2 separate regions of the Homo sapiens genome follow, and region 1 is linked to region 2. A link is a loop called in an ENCODE intact Hi-C map of the cell type or tissue named here. Cell type or tissue: OCI-LY7. All regions are shown on one strand. Each heading gives the region's core, and the rest is flanking DNA. Links, peaks and the distances in the headings are about the cores only. Region 1 has its middle 5.7 kb from the start of SMAD9. Region 2 overlaps SMAD9 (SMAD family member 9).

Region 1 (9,257 bases), core at 3,423-8,422, 66 kb before region 2:
TCTGCAACATCCATCTCCTGGGGCTCAAGTGATCCTTCCACCTCAGCCTCCCGAGTAGCTAGGACTACAAGCACATGTCACCAAGCCCAGATAATTTTTGTATTTTTTTTGTAGAGACAGGGTTTCACCATGTTGCTCAGGCTGGTCTCGAACTCCTGTGCTCAAGTGATCTGCCTCCTAAAGTGTTGGGATTGCAGGCACGAGCCACTGCACCTGGCTCCTAACTATTGTCAACAGAGGGCTAAAAAATAGACCTAAGACTCATTAAATGATATGTGAACCAATAGAAAAGACATGGAATCAACCCAAATGCCCATGAACAAGACTGGATAAAGAAAATGTGGTATATATATGCCATGGAATACTATGCAGCCATAAAAAGGAATGAGATCATGTCCTTTGCAGTGACATGGATGAAGTTGGAAGCCATTATCCTCAGCAAACACACACAGGAACAGAAAACCAAATATTGCATGTTCTCACTTATGAGTGGGAGCTAAACAATGAGAACACATGGACACAGGGAGGGGAACAACACACATTGAAGCCTGTTGGGAAGGGAGGGTGGGGAGAGGGAGAGGATCAGGACAAATAGCTAATGGATGCTGGTCTTAATACCTAGGTGATGGGTTGATAGGTGCAGCAAACCACCATGGCACACATTTACCTATGTAACGAACCTGTACATCCTGCGCTTGTACCCCAGAACTAAAATTAAAAATTTTAAAAATGATATGTGAACATAGAAATACATCATCAAGGAAGAAAAGTGATTAGGTCAAATGTTTAAGATTCTGTGTGCACATGAAACATTTTATGTGTACAGAAAATGCTTTTAGAGATATTCTTTTATTAGCATTTAAAGTATTTTGAATATCTCTTTAATTTCTCCTAGGGTTCTATAAATTAAAGTTAAATGAAAGAGCAATGTGTGGATCGAAGAGCATAAGATTTATTAGCCATTATAAAGATGATAATACCATGAAAATGGCAAAAAGGCAACGTGTTAATCACTTCACAGTTATGAGGAAAAAAATTAGCACATTTCAGACAGGCAGCACACAGACAGGGGTCTTGCTGGTCTCATGGCTTCAGCCTGTCCTTTAAAGGAAAGGAGAGACATTTTCTAGCCAATTTGAGGCCAAAACTTGGCTTTAAACTAAGGGTTTGTTTTCCCGTTATTAGCGGTAAACCCCAACTATTATTCTGAGCTTCCCTAGGTTGTTGCTTTTATTTCAGAAAGTATTACACAGCTTCCAAATCAAAATTAAATTTATCTTTAACTTAAATAGCTGCTATTCAAAAAGAATGGGGCCCATTTAGTTCTATGGGGATCAGGTGTCACAAAATCAAACACCCCCATCACAAACTACAAAAATATATAAAAATGAAATAAATAAATAAAATTTAAATGTAAAAAAGCCCTTATAATGGGATTAGAGTCTGTGCCACATATACCGTCAAATAATTAAATCCCACGTAAAAATAAGAATAAGCCTTAGTTTTACCCTTACAGTGGAAGTTTTGTGGATCATACTCTGTCTCTTCAGCCCCTTTAACATGCCTGCCACTTCTCTATGAACATGCATCACCACCCAGTCCACCCTCACTACACACACACACACACACACATACACACACACACTACTGTTAGTCTTCCAAAAAAGAGTCCAGGGGCAGGCATTGTTTTCTCCTTCATTGCTCTGCACTTGGGATATCAAAAACTCAAGCCCAAGCCCAGGATCCATTATCCTATTCTCTTCTTCTACTCATAGTAAATCTTCCTACATTTCATAAGTATTTAATGAGCATTTACTATGTGCCAGACACAGTTTTAGCTGTGAGAAATGAGAGCAAAATCAGACACACTCTTCATTCTTTTTGATGTTATAATTAATTAAAGGGGACTGATATTAATCAAATAGTTAAATTATATATCAATGTGGAACAACAGTGTTGATTATGAATGAGAAAGATATAGGCCACATGAGATGACAAAACAGAGGATCTAAGTCAGAGAAGACCAAGAAGGCTTCTCTAGGATGTGACACTTAAACTGGGATGCAGAGGAAGGGAAGTCACTAATGAGGCAAGGAGGGGAAGAAGGAGCACTCTACAAGGAAGCCCAGGTGAAATTTCAACTGGGAGCTGATGGTTGAGTAAGTCCTGCCACTTAATTAAGTAGAAGGCTTTCTGTTCTTTTTTATTTATGGCATATTCATTCATTTATTGATTTAATTTATTAAAATCTTTGTGGGTTTGTTAAGGGCAGCAGAGGTATCAAGAACGAGAAGCAAATATGCCATCAAAAGCACAAGCAATAAAAGCAAAAATAGACAAATGGGACAACATCGAACTTAAAAAACGTCTGTGCATCAAAAGAAACATTCAACAGAATAAAAAAATCAACCTACAGAACGGGAGAATATATTTGCAAATCACATATCTGATAAGGGTTCATCTTCAGATTACATAAGAAACTCCTACAACTGGACATCAACAACAACCACAATTACAACCAGAATAAAACATTGGCAAAGGACTTGAACAGACATTTCTCTAAAGAAGGTATACAAATGCCAACAGGCATGCGAAAAGATGTTCAACAGCACTATTCATAAGAGAAATGCAAATCAAAGCCACAACGAGCCATCTTCTCGCACCCTGTAGGATGGTCACTGTCAAAAGAACACAAAATAACAAGAGTTGGCAAGGATGTAGAGAAATTGGAACCCTTGTGCACTGTTGGTGGGCGTGTAAAATGTGGCAGCCATTGTGGACAACAATACAGCGTTTTCTCAAAAAATTAAAAACAGAATTACTGTTTGCTCCAACAATCCACTTCTGGATATATATCCAAAGAATTCAAAGCAGAATCTCAAAGAGATACTTGCACACCCATGTTCATTTTTTCACACCAGCCACAAGGCAGAAGCAACTCAAATGTTCACTGATGAATGGATAAAGAAAATATGGTATATACACGCAATAACAGAATGTTATACAGCCTTAAAAAAATAAAGAAATCCTGTCACATGCTACAGCATGGATAAACCTCCAGGACATTATGCTAAGTGAAATAAGCCGGTCACAAAAAGACAAATACTGTACGACTCTACTCATATGAAGTATCCAAATCAGTCAAAAATCACAGAGACAGAAAGTAGAAAGGTAGTTTCTAACCGGGGGAGAGGGCATTAGTGATTAATAGGCATTGAGTTTCAATTTTGCAAGATAAAAAAGTTCTAGAGATCTGTTGCTGCAAGACAATAGTTAAGACTACTGAACTATACATTTAAAAAAATTAAAGACATTAGCTTCCACTTCCAGGAAGCCACGGCTTACGATGCAGACATGTCTAAGTCCAAGAACCACACACACAACCAGTCCCAAAAACTGCACAGAAATGGCATCAAGAAACTCTGATCACAAAGATATGAATCTCTCTCTTTTATTTTTTTGAGACGGAGGCTTGCTCTATTGCCCAGGCTGGAGTGCAGTGGCTGGATCTTGCCTCACTGCAACCTCCGCCTCCCGGGTTCAGGCAATTCTCCTGCCTCAGCCTCCCGAGTAGCTGGAAGTACAGGTGCCCGCCACCACGCCTGGCTAATTTTTTGTATTTTTAGTGGAGATGGGGGTCTCACTGTGTTAGCCAGGATGGTCTCGATCTCCTGACCTCATGATCCACCTGCCTCGGTCTCCCAAAGTGTTGGGATTACAGGCCTGAGCCACTGCGCCCAGCCGATATGAATCTCTTAAGGGGGATGGGCCCTGAGTTCCTGAGGAACATGTGCTTTGCCAAGAAGCACAACAAGAAGGGCCCAAAGAAGATGCAGGCCAACAGTGCCAAGGCCATGAGTGCACGTGCCAAGGCTATCGAGGCCCTCGTAAAGCCCAAGGAGGTTAAGCCCAAGATCCCAAAGGGAGTCAGCTGCAAGCTTGATCGACTTGCCTATATTGCCCTACCCCAAGCTTGGGAAGTATGCTAGTGCCCTCATTGCCCAGGGGCTCAGGCTGTGCTGGCCAAAGGCCAAGGCCAAGGCCAAGGAATAAATCAAGACCCAGACTGCAGCTCCAGCTCCAGTTCCAGCTCAGGCTTCCTAGGTGCCCAGCCTCCCACAAAGGCTTCAGAGTAGAGATCTTTGTCTTTGTCTGCCAACGTGAGGACAGAGGACTAGCGCGACACCCCCGGGCTGCCGTGTACATGGGGTTGGTGTTCTCCTGTGCTATTTGTACAAATAAATCTGAGGCAGGAAAAAAAAAATCAGACATTAAAAAAAAGTCAGTCTCATCTAGTCCCTAAAATGGTTCCAAATAACATATTACTAAGCACATTTTTAAATAAATGAATAAATCTGATTAACTCCAATAGTAACATGAATTTAACTGAAATAATAAAGGTGCGTTTCAAAATTTTTTTAAAAAGAATGATAGTCAACAAAACACTGAATTAATGATTAAAAGGTCACCGGTGACCTCTAAGAATATTAGAACAGCACTGAAATCAAACAGTGCACAGCGGAAGACAAAAGCCAGATTTGGTGAAATTAGGAAGGGTGGGGTGGCAAGGAAGAAGAAACAAATATCAGCCCTCCTTGTGAAGTCTGACAGTGGAAGAAAGGCCAAATATTGTGTCGGTTTGAGAAAGGGTTTGTTCTCTCCCAGGACGAAAAGCTCTAATTTGATTGATTTCATGACCTTGGTTATTGTTTCTCTCTCATAGAACAAAAAGAGAGATGCCAAATGGACTTAAGAGAAGTGAAACCCAGAGGCTGCAAATTGTTAGCCAAACTTGGTTCACCATAAAACCCAGGTGGGTTGCAAAATATTTTAAGTTGTGGTTGGGCACAGTGGCTCCTGCCTGTAATCCCAGCACTTCGGGAGGCCGAGACGGGCGGATCACCTGGAGATAAGGAGTTCGAGACCAGCCTGATCAACACAGTGAAACCCCATCTCCACTAAAAATACAAAAATTAGCTGGGCATGGGGGCATGCACCTGTAGTCCCAGCTACTCGGGAGGCTGAGGCAGGAGAATTGCTTGGACCCACGAGACGGAGGTTGCAGTGAATCTAGATCACACCACTGCACTCCAGCCTGGGCAACAGAAAAAAACTATTTTAAGTTGTAAGATTTTCCATAAAATTCTGGATGTCTGTTATCTCTTGAAAGGATATTCTTATTCTCACACGGCCACAGCTGGCTGGAGCTGCATAGCAATCGCTCCCTTTAGAATGGCAAAGCCACATCTGTCTTCTAATTACTTTCCGAATATTTTTCACCACATACTAAACATTTCATTCATTCGACCAATATTTATTGAGCACCTACTATGTGCCAGGCATTGTTCCAGGCTGTGGGGATACAAGTAGTGAGCAAGACCAGCCTTCTAACAGAGGAGCCAGTCAAAACAAACATATACATAGTTTATATAATTTCATGTAGTGATGCTGCTCTGAGGTGGAAAAAGGTAAATACATTTTAGGAACAATTGTGGGAAGAGGAGGGTGATTTTCTTTTATCTTTTTTCCCCAAAGCATAGTTTCCTGCTTCATAGTACTTATTAACCAATTTCTTCTAAAGGTAGCATTTCCTCCCGTCTTCGGTCCTTGATTCCTCCAGTTTTTTTTTTTTGCCAAAGTTTATTGATTATCTCTTCAAAGTGTCCATAAATACATCTCCTCCTCACTTTTCTAGAATCCCACAGACGCCCATCACCTCATGCCTAGAATGTTGCAATGGCTTCCTAATTGGTCTCCTTACCTCTTCTCTCTACAAACTTTTCTCCCTCAGCCCCTTCCACCTTCTAGCCTGTGTAGATTATTCTTCCTGGGATGTCACTGCCCATGTTCATCACTTTTCAACTCCACTTCAAGTTCCAGGACAACAATGAGGTGTAAAAACCTGGGCGTTGGAGAAAGGCAGCCTGGAGGGGATAGTCTGTGTGTCCCTCAGGTTCCTCAACGTAAAATGCAGATGATAATTCTCCCGTGAGAGGTCATGAGAGGGAAATGAGAGGAGGTGTGGGAAGCGCCAGTCCAGTTCCCGGTTGGGGGACTCTCACAATGGAGGCAGCATCTGATCCTCACTGCTGAGTCAAGATGGTCCATTGCTCTCTTGTCTCAATCCTTTAGAATGTATTTGGTGATGAACTGCTGTGTTAACATTGTTTTTCTTATCTATCCAACTAGTTTGACAATTCTCTTAGGAAAACTGAGGCTTTTCTACTCAAAGCCTCAGGGAATTCTGCACATAGTAGGCATTCTGCCTTCATGATTGAACAAGTTGGGCCTGCATTAGAGTGTCAGGCCAGGGTGGCAAGTGGGCTGAAGTGCAGCCTGCACTCTGCTGTGAGGCTGACACCTGCAGGGCTGCACCCACTCAGGCAGGGTGGAGGCCCAGGGGGGTGCAGGACAGTAAGTGTTCATGCTCTCAAGTTGGAGCTAAAATTTCGACCCTGTGAAGACCTCCCTGACACCTCCCTGTGCCCACTCCCCTACGGTGACACACAAAGTTGTGTGATAATCGTTGGTAGATGTATCTCTCTCTTAGGCTGCCTTTACTAAGGGCCAGTGCTCTGTGTTCATATAGTTAATTCGGGTGCCTGGTACTTAGGAAAGCATTCAATAGTGATTATGGAATGAAAGATGACTTTCAAGGAAAGTCCGAATGGGAGGCAGAAAAACTGCAGCATCAGGACAGAGTTACAGATAAAATTTAGAAAGGAGACTTGAGGTGGGAGGAGTGTGGAGGCTATGATTCCTAGTTATTACTCTGAGTGGAACCATTATCATGCTAGCTCAAACTTAAGGTACAAGAGACGTACAAAGCAGAATCTTTGCATCCATGGATGACTACAGACTTTGTTACAATCTGTTATTTTTTTATTTTTTAATACTATTTTATGTATACTCACATGAAAAAATGGTTATACTATCATGTTTACATAATACTAATATTGGAAACAGAATTCAGTAACCAATTACATTTAAATTTTATAAAGAACACACAAACATTAAAACACTGATTAGTTATAGAAAGCAGAGTTTGAGGAAAAACCATTAGCTATAATTTTTATTTTCATTAAAGAGCAGCACCCTCTGAGAAGAATCAAACCAATCAGTAATATTCATCTATATCATAAAGTAATAAGTACAAAGGAAAGCTAGTGACTGTACTGATTTTATTGCTTTTACTAAGCCATTTTATGTTCCTCACACTCAATGAGAAGAAATAAAACATAATCTGAAGAAAAATATCTCATTATTATTCGCAATAAAAAATCTGCTTCATTCTGCAGGCCTGGGCAGATTGTACAATAGAGAGCACTTAATGGCTCAAATGGATCAATGTACCAGTTTGATTCTGATCCACGGAATAGAATCTCATCCATATTTGGTGGCTGGACTAACTCCATGGGTGCTGTGACAGACTGAACTATTTTTGTGGTATCCCCAGATCTCACTAAATAAGAAAAGACCCTACACCAGAAAATATAACAATCAATCCGTCCATAAATTTTATCTATATGCTTGCTCTTCAGTATAAGTTGGAAAAAGAGGCCCTTTCTTGAGGACATGGATAAAAGTATTATGGTCTAAAGATTGCTGGATCGATATTGTGTTGTTATAATAAAGATAAGGTACACATTGAAACCACTGTCTGATTAAGAAACTTCCACAACTTGTCTCAATTCTTCAAATAATGGAGTAAGTTTCTTTTCTAGGCTGACAATTAGTTCTGTATTGGCATTGCTGCTGGCTATGAAACTCACCACCAAAGGTAAATGATTTAACTGAATCACCAGGTAGGTGTAACAGTAACAGATGATACTTTTATTTTTTGAAAGTCCAAGTTTGCTCCCGTGGTCTGTTGCAAGGGCAAAAGTAGGTAAGAAACCAGGTCTCAAAGCATGCTCTGGAGCATTATCAATGGCCACTTTAATAACAGGTACTCCAACTCTGACACAACAATAGCATGGAGCCCTTCAACACTTTGTAACATTTGATACATGAATCGCTTTAGGTCATCCGCCATGATGAACCCCCTTCTCTTGCAGGATCAATCTCCTTGCCTGGGGTTTCTGGGCTGCCCGGTTCTCTCCACTGTCACTTCAGGAACAGCTTCAAAGACCACAGTCTGGTTTTATGCTGGGTATATGGCAAATGCAAAGAATTGGCTCTCTCTTGGGGTAAGGAAGCTGCCCTTCCTACCACTGTTTTATAGCCTGAGGGAGTTCGTGTTAGGCCAAGACCTTATCATCTTTCAGAAAACAGATTTCAGTTTTGCCGTGGTTTTGAGGTCCTGAACCAAAATTTCACTGGCGGTTCTACCAAATCACAACCTCTGAGTCTCTCCTTTCATATGATTCCCATAACAGAATGTTTTGGTGGAAGTTCTATTAAGCAGTAAAACCACAGCCAATCAAGAAATCACTGGGAAAGATAAAGCGAAGTCTAGCTTTCCATTAACCAGGACAGTCAGCTTCTGTAAAATGGAGTGTCAACACTGCGCCTTCTGTCTTAGGCCAAGCATTTTCTCCTTCTTGGAACTCACCAGATCTTATTGTTCTTGAGCGTAATGGATTAACTTTCTATACTAGCCTTGAGGAATACATGATAGGAATTATATCAGTGACAGACTAATGTTTAGGCAGGAAAAAGTCATCATCGTGCAGAAATATCCTGGTATGTAAATGAGAACGTACAGAAAAGAGCAGACTAGACATACTCTAAATCAAAGGCCTGCCAAGAGTCAAGAGAATTCTGCGAACTGAGAAAGACTCCATGCCAGAAGCATGAGCCAGCGCTGCAGAGGTTATAATTTCTTTCTCTGCATCTTGTCCTCTGCATTATGCTCATATACGAGAAGGAAACTGAGATAGTGATTGGGCCATTTCTTTTCTTAATTTAATTTTTAAAAACTTGAGCCACAAGGTATCAATTCTGAGGACCTAATTAGTTTACTGGCAATAAAGTCCACATCCAGCCTAATCCTTAATATATAATCTGTAGCCCTTACCGGTCCCGCTGTTTCCTGGTGTTTCTCACCCAGGACAATCTCAAACCCAACACATAGCCGGGTGCAGAGGTATCTGGGCCAGTGTAGAAAGAAGACTTTGAGGTTAAGGCATGGTATTTAAGGTTCTGCTGCAAATGTTGTTTTAAACAAATCACCGTTCAACTACAACGGTATAATAATGCAAAAATAGCATCTGCCATGAAGAAAGTGCAGTGCTTTGAGAACTAGAAAAAGCAGT
Region 2 (9,257 bases), core at 2,704-7,703:
CCCACCTCCAATATTGAGAATCAGATTTCGATATGAGATTTGGAGGAGTCAAATATCCCAATTATATCAGTAGCTCCTGTGTTGTTGACTGAGAGCTCGTCTTTAGGGTTAAGAAGCCACATGAGCAAGAGCTGGGACTGATGACCTGTTCTGCAAACTGGAGCACCTAATAGTGCTCCCCTCGATGCAAGGGTACTCACTGTCACATGGTCCGAAGACAAAGTTACAGTTTTCTCAGAGCTGCTTAGAAATTACTCCAATGTGGAAAAAAATTTTTTTTTGGACATGCCACAAGCCTTGCCATAAAGCGTGTGGGTGGAAAAAAGTGTTGGCTTGGGAGATTTTAAAGCAAGGGCAGTCAGTCTTCTGTGAGATCACAGGATTCTCTCTCAGATGCTGCCATGGGTTATCTGGTTCTGAGCAGCATGGCTTCCAGGAGCACCAGCCTGAGTAAGTTATCTGCAAAATGCATTCCTCGGCTAGCAAATGAGTTAACTTGCTCTGTGGAGTTAGTTAACAGACATTAGGTTTTAGTAATATGCATTCATCTCACGAGTACTTACTGAGCATCGCCTCTCAGCCAGACTGGACACGAGGGATGCAACAGTGGAAGAAAGACCATGAGCAGGCTTCCTGGATTGCTTGCTGCTGGGGAAAGACAGACACGAAATACAACATACAGTATGTCCAATAGAGAAACACAAAGCAGGGGAAGAGAATGGAGACTTTAAACCAGCGTAACCAGGGAAGGCCTTCCTGGAAAAGTGACATTTGAGAAGATGTTACCAGAAAGGTGTCCCGATTCAGACCCCAAGAGAAGATTCTTGGAACTCACACAAGAAAGAATTTGGGGTGAGTCCATAGAGTAAACTGAAAGCAAGTTTATTAGAGAGGTAAAGAAACAAAAGAATGGCTACTCCACAGGCAGAGCAGCAGCATGGGCTGTTCGACTGATAATGTAGTTATTTCTTGATTATATGCTAAACAAAGGGTGGACTTTTTCCTTTTTCATGAGTTTTCTGGGAAAGGGGTGGAGATTTCCTGGAGCTGAGGGTTCATTTCCTTTTTAGACTATATAGGGTAACCTGGGCACGGCCATGGAATCTGTAAACTGTCATGGTGCTAGTGGGAGTGTCTTTTAGCATGCTGATGCATTATAATTAGCATATAATGAGCAGTGAGGATGACTAGAGGTCACTTTAATGCCATCTTGGTTTGGGTGGGTTTTGGCTGGCTTCTTTATGGCACTCTGTTTTACCAGCAGGGTCTTTGTGACCTGTATCTCGTGCCAACCTCCTATGTCATCCTGTGACTAAGAATTCCTAGCATCCTGGGAATGCAGCCCAGTAGGTCTCCACCTTATTTTACTCAGCCCCTATTCAAGATGGAGTTGCTCTGGTTCAAATGGCTGTGACACAGAGAGCAAGGAAGTCAGTGTTCGTGGAGCCTGAACCAGTCTGTCAGGTTAAATTTTAGAGCTCCCTGGCTGAGGAGAGGGGGTCCATTCAAATTGTTGCGGGGCCTTCCAGTTTTATTTTTGGTTTACAATATGATCTGACTTTACACTTTCGAAAAGATTGCCTGGCTGTTCTATTGAGATTAATTAGACGGTGATGGGCAAGGATGGAAGATTTTTTTTTTTTTTTGAGACGGGAGTCTTGCTCTGTCACCCAGGCTGGAGTACAATGAAACGATCTCAGCTTACTGCAACCTCTGCCTCCAGGGTTCAAGCGATTCTCCTGTCTCAGCCTCCTGAGTAGCTGAGATTACAGGCGCACACCACCACACCCAGCTAATTTTTGTATTTTTAGTAGAGAAAGGGTTTCTTCATGTTGGCCAGGCTGGTCTCGAACTCCTGACCTCGGGTGATCCCCTGCCTTGGCCTCCCAAAGTGCTGGGATTACAGGTGTAAGCCACCCCACCTGGCCTGAATATATCATTTTTAAAAATTCTTTTTAGTGACCAGACGCAGTGGCTCATGCCTGTAATCCCAGCAATTTGGGAGGCCAAGGCAGGCAGGTCACCTGAGGTCGGGAGTTCGAGACCAGCCTGGCCAACATAGTGAAACTCTGTCTCTACTAAAAATACAAAAAATTAGCCGGGTGTGGTGGCGGGTGCCTGTAATACCAGCTACGCAGGAGGCTGAGGCAGGAGAATCACTTGAACCCAGGAGGTGGAGGTTGCAGTGAGCCAAGACTGTGCCATTGCACTCCAGCCTGGGCAATAGTGCAAGGCTCCATCTCAAAAAAAAAAAATTCTTTTTATTATAGTTAATGATGAGCCATTCCCCTACCCAGTAGATATCAATTAGCCTTCACACCATTTCTGGCTTTTATTCCTTGTGACTTAAATTAGCTAAATGGCTGGCCCTGCTAAAGGAAGGTCATGTTGCCACCCTGTCAGCACTGCGTGCATTTTGAGTTTTGTTTTCTCTAGTGGTGATGATGGGTCCTCATTTACCCCACTTACCATCTAGTGGGTATGTCCCTGAGGTAGAGGGGCTGGTAGAAAGCATTTATTTGTAGCCATGCAGCAGTTAACTGGTACAAAGGGACTGAACTTATGACTTTGACCTCACTAGCAAGATGCTTTAAATAGCTACTAACAGTTAGCACTAGCACACCAAAAGCTACCACTTAAATGTCAAAGGCAATACCTTGGGCAGCCTGGAACATCTCATTCCAGTGTGGGATCTATCCATATTCTTCCTTAGAAACTAGGCAGACCACTTGAACTCTCTACAATGACATATCAAATAATAATAATATGATGATGATGATAGCTACCCCCACTGATTACCTAATATCTAAGAGACACGCTGGTGGCCGGGCGTGGTGGCTCATGCCTGTAATCCCAGCACTTTGGGAGGACGAGGCGGGTGGATCATGAGGTCAGGAGATCGAGACCCTCCTGGCTAACACACTGAAACCCCGTCTCTACTAAAAAATACAAAAAAAAATTAGCCGGGCGTGGTGGCAGGCACCTGTAGTCCCAGCTACTCGGGAGGCTGAGGCAGAAGAGTGGCGTGAACCCAGGAGGCAGAGCTTGCAGTGAGCCGAGTTGGTGCCACTGCACTCCAGCCTGGGCGACAGAGCGAGACTCCATCTCAAAAAAAAAAAAAAAAGGTAAAAAAATTTCTCCCTTTGTGGGAGAAAATAAGTGATAACCATTAACCCTGGTTATTGAACTTTCTGAGATAGATCAAGCGTATCCTGAAAATAATTATCACATATTCCAAATCATTGCATTGTTTTTGGAATTGGGCTTTTTTTAAACCATTTTATGAATCTTTATTTTCTTGTATATCTCAAGTTCTGTATAATTCTAGTAATTCTTCTTGTTTTATGAAAGGAATTATCTTGACATAAGGATTTCACCAGTCAGCTCCTTGCAGAGATGTTACCGGAAAGCGGTCCTGACCCAGACCCCAAAAGAAGGTTCTTAGATCTCTCACAAGAAAGAATTTAAGGCAAATCCATAGAGTAAAGTGAGGGCAAGTTTATTAAGAAAGGAAAGGAATAAAGAATGGCTGCTCCATGGACAAAGCAGCCACCAGGGCTACTGGTTGCCTATTTTTATGGTTATTTCTTTTTTTTCTTTTTTCTTTTTTTTTTTGAGATGGAGTTTCGCTCTTGTTGCCCAGGCTGGAGTGCAATGGCACAATCTCGGCTCGCCTCAACCTCTGCCTCCCGGGTTCAAGCGATTCTCCTGCCTCAGCCTCCTGAGTAGCTGAGATTACAGGCATGTGCCACCATGCCCTCCTAATTTTGTATTTTTAGTAGAGATGGGGTTTCTCCACATTGCTCAGGCTGGTCTCAAACTCCCGACCTCCGGCAATCCACCCGCCTCGGCTTCCCAAAGTGCTGGGATTTCAGGCGTGAGCCACCGTGCCTGGCTGGTTATTTCCTGATTATATGCTAAACAGTGGGTAGATTATTCATGCCTCCCCTTTTTAGACCATATAGGGTAACTTCCTGATGTTACCATGTTCGCCATGGCATTTGTAAATTGTCATGGCACTGGTGGGAGTGTAGTAGTGAGAATGACCAGAGGTTACTCTCATCGCCATCTTGGTTTTGGCCAGCTTCTTTATTGCAGCCTGTTTCATCAGCAAGGTGTTTATGACCTGTATCTTGTGCCAACCTATCTCATCCTATGACTTAGAATGCCTACCCGTCTGGGAATGCAGCCCAGTAGGTCTTAGCCTTATTTTACCCAGCTTCTACTCAAGACGGAGTCACTCTGTTTCAAACTCCTTGGGCAGAGGGTCTGCATGTCCAGGTGGTATTTGGGTTGCTTCCTTTCCCAATGGATTTCACTTCCCTGTCTCAAAATAGTCCTTTTGTTCTGCCTCTGAACACATGTAAGGCTTCTCATCTTAAAAAAAGCAAATCCTAAAAAATATTTTAACATAGGATGCAATGTCACACTGTTACAGTCATTAAACTTGATGTTGCAGAATACTTAATATCCTGAGAAAATGTTCACAAGATATTATTAACTGAAAACAAGTTTTAAAACATCCTGTAGAGTATGATCCCAATTTTCTTCTTAAAAATGCACATGGCTGAGCATGGTGGCTCACACCTGTAATCCCAGCACTTTGGGAGGTCGAGGTGGGTGGATTGCTTGAGCGTAGGAGTTCATGACCAGGTGGGCAACATGGTGAGACCCTGTCACTACAAAAAATACCAAAAAGTTAGCTGAGTATGGCGGCGTGCATCTGTAGCCCCAACTAGGCAGGAGACTGTCTCAAAAACACATAAAAAAGACTGAAAAATGTTAATAGCTAATAACTAATAGATGTTAGCTTTGATTATTTCTGGGCTGTGGATTTGTGGCTGATTTTTCTTTTCTGTCTGTATTTTCTAAATTTTCTATAGTGGGCTTTCTTGATCCTGTGAGGATGGGGTGGGCATGGTGTGTAAGGGTGCTCTGGAAGGCAGCAGCAGTGGTAAGGGAGACACCTCACAGTGCAGCCCAGGCAGAGTGGCTGCGTGTTTGAGTGACAGTATGGGACATGCCGTGTAGTACAGTTGGACCCAAACAAGCTTGTTTATCATGTTGTCCTGAGAAACTTGGTCATCAGGGGCAGTCTTGGAGGACCAGCCTTGCTATCAGCCCAGAGGTGACTTTGTGTGAGTTAGGAAAAGGTGCCTCTTCCTCAAGAGAAATTACTGCCATCTGCTGGGAAAGGATTGTAATAATTACACAAAGCTCTGAAGACTAGGAGGCAAACCCTGGTTTGCAGTGGTTGTGCAGTGCACAACGGTAGGCACAGTCCTCTGGAAGACCTGCCTCCATCCTCTGACCTAGGCCCTGGTGTGGATCTGGAAAAATGTATTTTTATATTATTAGTATTTTTTTTTACCACCCATTAAAACTTTTTTATTGTGGGAAATTTCAAATAGGAAAACAGAGAGGGGAATATAATGAGTCTTCATCTTAGTATCTCCGGCTTCAATAAAGATTCACATTCTGTGCCGTTCTTTTTCATCTATCGCTCTACAGTATTTTTGCTAGAATATTTTAGAGCAAATCTCATGCTTCATATCCTTTTTCCCATCTATTGGAGTTTATATCTAACTATATAAGAAATAATACCATTATTACACTCAGAAATATATATATTTTCTTAAAGCTTCTAAAATAGCTGTGCAGAAGAAAAGGCAACAAAGGCAAGGGGAAGATTAATTACAAACTCGAGAGGAGGCGTTGTGCTTGTGTTGGGACGTTTAGGTTTTGTCCTAAGAGGAGTGGAGAGGCTTCTGCATCTTCTGTGCAGGACACTCTGCCTTTTATGGTGATCTTTTTGCCTCCCTCCCAGTAAGGAGGGTATCCCTGCACCTTCCTTCTACTTTGGGACACTGACTTCTTCCTCTGTTAGTAGGTTCCAGAGATTGGCACACTCTCACCAGCCTGCCCAACCTGCCCTCTTCCCAGTCATTTCCTGTCATTCAAGGCAAAAGAAGAGGATTGAAAGGGGACACACTATTGTAGTTCCACCCAGCAAACCCAAATTAAACCCAAGGTTCTTCTAGTCCTCATTAACCACAACACAGGACTCCACACTCCATGATCTCATAAAAAGTGGGTGGCAGTCACACACAAATGGAAAGTTCAGATAAAGAAAGACACAGCCCAAGCAGATACAGAGCCCAAGATGTGGGTGGAACTTGCTTGAGGGCTGCATTGCCAGTGTTCTCTTTATGATCTCAGGCAGTACTTCCTTTGGGGCATTTATTCCTTATTGCTAGGAGTTAGAACAGGCTGCAGGATTGTAACACTAGCTTTTCCTTCCACTTCTAATGCTACTAAATTACAATAATGAACATATTAATGGCATATTTGATTGCAACTAACAGGTGTGATGTCTCTTTTAAGCATTTCATACAGAACTGTCAGAATGTAGGCTGCAGTAAAATCTGCACATGTTCATGCTTTTCCTGTACCGTTTTAAAGGAATATCACTGGCTAGGCATGGTGGCTCATGCCTGTAATCTCAGCACTTTGGGAGGCCGAGGCAGGTGGATCACCTGAGGTCAGGAGTTCGAGACCAGCCTGCCCAACATGGCAAAACACCATCTCTACTAAAAAGACAAAAAATTAGCCAGGTGTGGTGGCAGGCGCCTGTAATCCCAGCTACTCGGGAGGCTGATGCAGGAGAATCGCTTGAACCCGGGAGGCAGAGGTTGCAGTGAGCCGAGATCGCGCCACCCCATCTCCAGCCTGGGTGACAAGAGGGTAACTCCATCTCAAAAAAAAAAAAAAAAAAAAGTGCAGGTCACCCGGCCTCACCCTGGACCTGCTGAAGTAGTGATCTGTTTTAATAAGCCCTGCAAGTGGTCTTAGTGCAAGCTAAGGTTTAAGAACCACTGCTCTACTCTGTGGTGATCTTGAATCTGACACTGGCGTTTAAAGCTACTATTCTGGCCTACCAAATGGATGCAAATAACATTGTTGGCCTACTTGACTCCTCCTCAGATGCTGGTGTCTCTAGCCAGAATCTGGCCTCCCTCACCCTGAGGCTGGGTTCCACCCTTTTCTGGTGTTTCTGGGCGGGCTCCGCATGCTGGTCCCATTGGCTCTGCTCTTCTCTCTCTGGATGCTGGACGACTGCCTACCTGCCCAGGCTCTTCTCTGCATTGGTAGCTTTGCCAAAGTGGACTGTGGTTGCAGATGACCTGAACAGGATTGAAAACCAACCCCTGAAGATAGATAACAGACTCAGATAACAAAAAAATCGTATTTATCTTATGTAATAGGTTTTGAGAGGATTACATATTTGAAGGTCATTCAATTCACATACCGACTAAATCCTTAGCAGCTCCACTCTGGCCCCTTCACCTGCTTTCCCTCTTGAAAAAACCTCCGCCCACCCTCACAAGGCAGGTCTTTCCCCTTTGGAGCCCACAGGGGTTGTTGTAAGAGGCGGTGTTTGCATTTTGCCCTGGCCTGGGGTTCTCTTTATGATCGTGAGGGTCCAGCCAAGTAACTCTCCCAGCCAGTTAGGACCATCCTTCTGCCCCCTGGCACCACCACCTAGGCCCTGGGGTTAGGGCCCAAGGCCATTCAGGAGAGTGGGTAACAGCGATGAGATAGAGGAGGGAGAGGAAGGCTGAGGGAAGCGGAGAAGGGGAGCCAGTCTCTGACTGAGGAAGAGGAGAGGCAGTGACAGGACAGTCGTGGACTGGATATCCAGGGCTGTGCTTTAGCTGTGCGACCCTGGCTCAGTTTCTTCAGAGTGATGTGGTTGGGATACATACTACTCAAAATTGTTCTTTTCTAAAATTTTATTAAGGGAAAAGGAAACAATAAATATGGTGGGATGTAATCACATATAATGCAGAACTGCCTCAAGTGCTACTTAGGACCTGACAAAGAAACTCCCAGCAGCTATGTCAGTAACGTTTCCTAGATTCAGAGTCATGCACACGAGGCCCTGAGCAGCCCTGGAAGCTGTGAGTTCTGTTCTTTAAAAGTTTCACAATTAGACCCCAAATATATAAGTATATTCTGGATTGTTTCTACAAACACCTTATAACTGCATAGTGATCATATGTATAATCACATTGACTTCTAGTGCTGGAGACTTTTTTTTCCCCATCAAAAGTGGGAGTAAAATTGTTCTGATATTTAATATTCACTAGACTAGAATTTCTTCATTTTTTTCTAACATCAGTCCCTCGCTATACATTTATATTAAATCTCAAACCCAGACATTTAGAGGGAAAGGATCAACTAAAATTTAATTTGGAATGGAAATTAGCATGAGCAGCAACATTCTCAGGATGCTTTTCTTTTTTTTTTTTTTTTTTTTTTTTGAGATGGACTCTCACTCAGTCGCCCAGTCTGGAGTGCAGTAGTGGCGTGATCTTCGCTCACTGCAGCCTCCGCCTCCCAAGTAGCTGGGATTACAAGCGTGTGTCCCCATGTCCACTTAATTTTTGTATTTTTTAGTAGAGACAGGGTTTCACCATGTTGGCCAGGCCAGACTTGAGCTCCTGATCTCAAGTGATTCACCTACCTTGACCTCCTAAAGTGCTGGGATTGCAGGTGTGAGCACCCAGCCTCAAGATGCTCTTTTGAACTTTAATTCCAAGAATATTAGATAAAGTGATGTAGGCTATATTTTGCTTATGAGTTTTTATATTACTGTATCTGAAAATGTAGAAATTTCACTTCACAAATCAAAATAGACATTATTTATATGATTTATATTAGTGGATGACAAATTTAATTGAAATAGATCTCTGAGGTATTTGTTAAGAGAAACAGATTTATAAGTATTGGTAAATTTTTTAAGTGTCTTTTATTGTTTCCTCTGAGGTAGGTTTAATATGTGCACTTAAGTTACATTTTCATGATATTAACTGTGTCCAGTTTTAAATTTTAAAATTTGTGGGCTGGGTGCAGTGGCTCATGCCTGTAATCCCAGCACTTTGGGAGGCCGAGGCGGGTGGATTACTTGAGGTTGGGAGTTTGAGACTAGCCTGGCCTGGCCAACATGGTGAAACCCCGTCTCTACTAAAAAACAAAAATTAGCCAGCTGTGTTGGCGGGCACCTGTAATCCTAGCTACTCAGGAGGCTGAGACAGGAGAATCACCTGAGCCCGGGAGGCAGAGGTTGCAGTGAGCTGAAATCGTGCCACTGCACTCCAGCCTAGGCGACAGAGCGAGACTCCGTCTCAAAAAAAAAAAAATAAAATTTGTGTATGTACAATGAAGGATTACTTGATTTTTTTGTGTGATATATT

Evidence for each region. A loop is a pair of places that touch in the nucleus more often than their neighbours do. Peaks named below come from ENCODE experiments on the same cell type or tissue, not always from the same donor. Only the 100,000 strongest peaks of a DNase experiment are listed, where the experiment ranks them.
Region 1: a loop joins it to region 2, with 2.2 times the contacts of the local background. A loop is called at or near these places in 19 of 110 quality-filtered maps.

What each region holds. Positions count from the first base shown.
Region 1 is chr13:36,921,317-36,930,573 of GRCh38, reverse strand. It overlaps the pseudogene LAMTOR3P1 and the pseudogene RPL29P28. Among named protein-coding and RNA genes, the nearest start is that of SMAD9, 5.7 kb to the right of the region's middle. RefSeq lists an enhancer at 3,921-4,422. In OCI-LY7, for the core only: a CTCF peak has its summit at 6,337 (motif pointing left); DNase peaks (open chromatin) are centred at 4,773 and 6,383; H3K4me3 peaks cover 1,610 bases; H3K27ac peaks cover 1,909 bases.
Region 2 is chr13:36,854,319-36,863,575 of GRCh38, reverse strand. The region is part of intron 5 of SMAD9 (SMAD family member 9); the gene reads left to right. Among named protein-coding and RNA genes, the nearest start is that of RFXAP, 40 kb to the right of the region's middle. In OCI-LY7, for the core only: CTCF peaks have their summits at 4,983 and 5,182 (motif pointing left); a DNase peak (open chromatin) is centred at 5,185.